Regions from separate parts of the Homo sapiens genome. Here region 2 is linked to region 1. Evidence: chromatin contacts called from ENCODE Hi-C or POLR2A ChIA-PET data. All regions are on one chromosome and are shown on one strand. The core of a region is the stretch at or near the end of the contact, and the rest is flanking DNA. Distances in the headings are between cores, read along the strand shown. Region 1 has its middle 31 kb from the start of PARD6B. Region 2 overlaps BCAS4 (breast carcinoma amplified sequence 4).

What was found. A loop is a pair of places that touch in the nucleus more often than their neighbours do. ChIA-PET counts read pairs that join two places held with the same protein, here RNA polymerase II (POLR2A). Pooled maps may share reads with other maps.
Region 2: a pooled map shows a loop between it and region 1 (1.8-fold over the local background). The contact joins two enhancer-like sites. A Hi-C loop is called at or near these places in 1 of 50 pooled maps. POLR2A ChIA-PET finds 5 or more read pairs at or near these places in 3 of 52 experiments (Caco-2, H1 and activated CD4-positive, alpha-beta T cell).

Annotation. Positions count from the first base shown.
Region 1 is chr20:50,761,716-50,764,415 of GRCh38, forward strand. No RefSeq gene overlaps it. Among named protein-coding and RNA genes, the nearest start is that of PARD6B, 31 kb to the left of the region's middle. Within about 2 kb of position 1,304, at least 22 of the 41 ENCODE cell types and tissues checked have a DNase peak (open chromatin) inside an H3K27ac peak, as active enhancers do.
Region 2 is chr20:50,813,994-50,816,703 of GRCh38, forward strand. All of the region lies in intron 1 of BCAS4 (breast carcinoma amplified sequence 4), which reads left to right. Among named protein-coding and RNA genes, the nearest start is that of BCAS4, 20 kb to the left of the region's middle. RefSeq lists enhancers at 1,052-1,101, 1,162-1,331. Within about 2 kb of position 1,320, at least 7 of the 41 ENCODE cell types and tissues checked have a DNase peak (open chromatin) inside an H3K27ac peak, as active enhancers do.

The DNA.
Region 1 (2,700 bases), core at 54-2,553:
AGAACATAAGAGTTTTGTTCCCAGGCTGCTTCTCTGCCAGCATGTGATACCCTTCAATAAATGGTAGGTAAGTTGCATATCAGGTTTTCTCCTGCATTCCCAGAGGGCTTCAGCTGCTGTCTCAGGTATGAACCCAAAATGACTCAGGCAAAAATGTGTATGCTTAGTGACTCAGAAACTAAATCATTAACTTGGTAAGTACATGCACGGGTAAGGAGGAATTCAAGGAGAGACTTAGAACATAGGCCTTCCAGTAATGCCACTGATGATGACTGCCTGAGTACAGCAACGCTGAACGGTGTCACTTCTCAGGTGGACCAGTGACGAACCCTAGAATCACCAAGAATCTCAAATCAGTCATTCTCAGGAGCAACAATCCACATAGGGTAATTTACAAAGAATGCTGATTTCAATTGTTTGAATCCTTACCTGGTGAAACAAGAAAATGTGGAAAAAGCTCCTTGACTTTAAAAATACACACCCACACACTTTTTTTTTTTTAAAGGGACAAGGGCTTGCCGTCTCCCACACAGGCTCGTGGGCGGTGGTGCGATCATGGCTCACTGCAACCTCGAACTCAAGGATTCTGGCAATCCTCCCACCTCAGCTTCCCAAGTAGCTGGGACTACAGGCATGAGCCATCACACCCGGCTAATTTTCTTTTTTTCTTTTCTTCCCCTCACCCCAATTTTTTTTTTTTTTTTTTTGAGATAAGGTCCTGCTCTGTCGCCCAGGCTGGAGTGCAGTGGTGTGATTATGGCTCACTGCAGCCTCAAACTCCTGAGTCCAAGTGACCTCACACCTTAGCCTCCTGAGTAGCTGGGACTACAGGTATGTGTCACCACGCCTGGCTAATTTTTGTATTTTTTGTAAAGGTGAGGTTTCACTATGTTGCCCAGTCTGGTCTCAAACTCCTGGGCTCAAGCAATCTGCCTGGCTCAGCCTCCCAAAAGTGCTGGGATTACAGGCGTGAGTCACTGTGCCTGGCCTCCACATGACTTTCTACTAGTTGATTTTAAACTGGGCATATGCATTTACACACACACACACACACACACACACACACCTGATCTGCCTAGATGTGAAATTAAACTTCTAGAGCACACGCATATACACAACGCCAGACAATATGGGAACAGTGATTACAAACAAATCCCACTAGAAAATGACAAACTGTAATAATTTTTCAGTCCCCTTTTGAAGGCAAGAGGTTTATAAACCTCTGCAATTCAATTGCAACACATCAGGGTTCTTCTGGTGAGCTGGCCTCAGTGTCCTTCCTCCACCCCCAGGGTGCCTTGGCTCATGTTCACAGGGCCCATGCCCAGTAGGGCTGGCATGTGTTTCCAACAGCCGAGCAGACAGGGCCAGCAGAGAGGGAGAAAATAAACGGTAAAGGGAGACGCGCCAGGAGAGCAGGCAGAATGGCCGGGAAGCTGGCCAAACGGGAGAGGCTGAATGGGCGACATCAGCCCTTGACCAGGCCTCAGCTATCCCAGCTGTCCTTCACCACTCACTGTGTGGATACCAGGAGGATACAAGCCCCCTTTGCCTGGGCGTCACCAAGAATCCATAAACCACGCAGTTTATTTTTATTTTTATTTAATTTTATTTTTTTAGATAGTCTCACTCTGTCGCCCAGGCTGGAGTGCACTGGCGTGACCTTGGCTCATTGCAGCGTCCACCTCCTGGGCTCAAGTGATTCTCGCGCCTCAGTCTCCCAAGTAGCTGGGATTACAGGCACCTGCCACCACACCCGGCTAATTTTTGTATTTTTAGTAGAGATGGGGTTTCACCATGTTGGCCAGGCTGGTCTCAAACTCCTGTGCTCAAGCAATCCACTCACCTCAGCCTCCCAAAGTGCTGGAATTAGAGGCGTGAGCCACTGTGCCTGGCCTATTTTTATTTTTTGAAATAGTCTTGCTTTGTCACCCAGGCTGGGTGCAGCACAAATAACACGGCTCATTGCAGCCTCGACCTCCTGCGCTCAAGCGATCTTTCCTCCTCAGCCTACTGAGTAGCCGTGTGCCACAGGCATGTGCCACCCTGCCTGGCTAATTTTTTTTTTTTTTTTTGGAGATGGAGTCTTACTCTGTTGCCCAGGCTGGAATGCAGTGGCACTATCTCAGATCACTGCAACCTCCGCCTCTTAGGTTCAAGCAATTCTCTGTCTCAGCCTCCCGAGTAACTGGGATTACAGGCGCATGCCACCACGCCTGACTAATTTTTGTATTTTTAGTAGAGACGGGGTTTCGTCTTGTTGGTCAGGCTGGTTTTGAACTCCTGACCTCAGGTGATCCACCAGCCTTGGCCTCCCAAAGTGCTGGGATTACAGGTATGAGTCACCGTGCCCGGCCGCCTGGTTAATTTTTAAATTTTTTGTAGAGACCAGGTCTCACCATGTTGCCTATGCTGGTCTTGAACTCCTGCGCTCAAGCTTCCCAAAAGGCTAGGATTACAGGCTTAAGCCACGGTGCCTGCCCATGTGGTTTTTAGACCAGCAGGTTCTGTAGAGCAAAATGTTCATGATTTTGAAGGATGACAAACCTGACAGAGGAGGCAACGCCACCTTGACATTCCTCAGTCGTAGTGCCACAGTGGTCTCGTATTTCAAACCTGGTTAGAGTTTGTCCTCTTCAGGAGAGTTTGTGTGGCTGTTTTGCAGTGGAGGAGAGATGACAAAGCTGATAATGCTTATGG
Region 2 (2,710 bases), core at 70-2,569, 52 kb after region 1:
GGCACGTGGGCTGCAGCCTGCGGGACTCTCATTTCTGAGGCCACTTAGGGGATAATCTTGAGAGAAAATTGCCCATGGATGATTTGTGGGCATGGTGGGCTGGCTTATCCTGAGCGCCTTCCTGTTGGTCGGGAATGTCTTGGGCTTGTTTCTCCCTTTGCTGACCAGACAGTCAGCAAACTCTCGCTTTGATCCTTCCTGCTTTTGGGAACCTCCCTAGATACCAGGGGGTGAGGTGGGGGACTGACCATAGCTGACAAGCAGCAACAAAGGGGACACATTTCTAACTTCCCCCAAGAGCATCTTGTTTTTGTTTTGAGACAATCTCACTCTGTCACCCAGGAGGGCAGTGGTACATCACAGCTCACTGTAGCCTCAACCTCCTGGGCCCAAGTGACCCTCCCAACCTCAGCCTCTCAAGTAGCTGAGACCACACAGGTGTGCACCACCATGCCCAGTTAGTTTTCTTTTTATAGAGACAAACTTTCCCACTGTTGCCCAGGCTAAACTGGAACTCCTGGGCTCAAGCGATCCTCTGGCCTCAGCCTCCCAGCGTTGGGATTACAGGCATGAGCCGCTCTACCCAGCCCCAAAGAACATCTTGTTACACATTCTAGCTCTGGAGTTAGAGTGCTCAGGGTCGAATTCTGGCTTCAATATTTATTAGCTGTGTGAGCTTGGGCAAGGGACTTAACCTCTCTGATCCTCTGTTTCTCAATCCGTAAAAAGAGGGAAATAGTAGCACCTACTGCATAGGGTTCTTGTGAGAAGTAAATGAGGTAATTCAAATACAGTGACTAGCCCTTGTTTTTATTCTATGGCGAAAGAGATTGGGTGGGTGCAGTGGCTCATGCCTATAATATCAGCACTTTGGGAGGCTGAGGCAGGAGGATTGCATGAGGCCAGGAGCTTGAGACCAGCCTGGGCAACATAGTGAGACCCCTGTCTCTGCAAAAATTAAAATACAAAAAAAGAGAGAAAGCGAGCTATGGAATGCAACCCCTTATCACGCACCTATTGTGTGTCAGCACTCTGTTAAATCAGTTAGCCACATCTATGATGTCAGGTTAACCTCCTGACCATTCTGCCAAACGGGCCTGATGGTTCCTGTCACAGGGGATCCAGTGGCAGTGAAATGCAGAGGTTAAGCCATTGGGTTCCAGCTGCATGGCTGGCAGAGGGTAAGGTGAACCCAGAAGTGCCGTGACCACGCCGTGCCCTTCCTGAGCAGGCCAGGATGGGTTGCAATGCACTTCCTACAAGCACAGTGCTGCAGAAACATCTTGGGAAGGAGGCATCCCACCCCGCTGGGGCATGGGCTTCCGTGGCCTCCCATGCAGGTTGTGTGTTCTTAAGCATGTCTGGACCCGTGTCTGCGTTGTGTGCACCTGCACTCCCAGGATCTCTCCATCACCCGCTGTGCCCCACTCCTCTCTTTCTCTTTCTCTTTCTTTCCCCTGGACCAGAAAGAACAACCAATCTTCTCCTCTAACCACAGTGACCTCTTGGCTCCATCCTTTCTCCCTTAGTGCGATAATGACATTTTCTCATTGTAATTTAATTTTGGGGTTGGGTGGGGGAATGATCTTTCTTTTTCCCCGTCTTCTCTCCCCTCTCCCCGACTGAGGCACAGAAATAGTCCCAGCTGTGAGATGAAGGTTGCAGAGTTTAAAATTGCAACTTGGTACTATTTATACTCCAGCCTGAAAGATGTTTTTTTGTGCAGTCGTTTATTTTGTTGTGGTGGAGATGGCTCATGCTGGAAGCAGCAGGAACTGGTGCTGTATAAACAGTTCTCTGGGGACAAGTGGGTGGTGAGGGAGCCTTCAGGTGCAGGGGGCAGGGACTAGGCCTGCCCAGAAACTCTGAGCACGCCTCCCTGGAGCAGGACGGTGTGGCCTGGTAGGGAAAGCAGATCATGTGCTTGGCGAACTTTCTTCCTGAATGCTGGCCATTACAAAAATAACAACAGAAACTGGTATTTTAGAAGTCATAAAAGTAGTAGATAACTTGAGGGGGAAAAAAAACCTAATTTTTCTTTTTTGTTTTTGAAGACAGATCTTGCTCTGTCTCCCAGGCTGGAGTACAGTGGCACAATCTTGGCTCACCGCAACCTCCTCCTTCTGGGTTCAAGCAGTCCTCCTGCCTCAGCCTCCTGAGTAGCTGGGACTACAGACGCGTGCCACCACGTCTGGTTAAATTTTGTATTTTTAGTAGAGACGGGGTTTCGCCATGTTGGTCAGGCTGGTCTCGAACTCCTGACCTCAGGTGATCTGCCCACCTTGGCCTCCCAAAGTGTTGGGATTACAGGCGTGAGCCACTACGCCTGGCCAAACCGCTAATTATTTCCCTAATTTTTACACAAGTGCATGAAGCAGTTGTACACTGGCAGGCCCTCTGCACGTTCGTTATTGGCTTAATTTGTGAAGCATTAAAGGGTTTTTTAAATGTGTTCCAATGTTTAAACATTGGGGCATTTCCTATCAAATTAGGATTTCTGGCTTCTCTTGGAAAATGGAAAGATCTGGCAGCTCCGGGCCTGCATTTCCTGATGGCAGCTAGTGGCCAGCAGCTGGAGGACTGGATGAGCACCTCTCAGATCACAAGCCTGATGGCCTGTTTCACTCATTTATGTTAATGTCCAGCCTGATGACTGGGTTTTATTTCTTCTTCTTTTTTTAAAGACAAGTTCTCACTCTGTCGCCCAGCC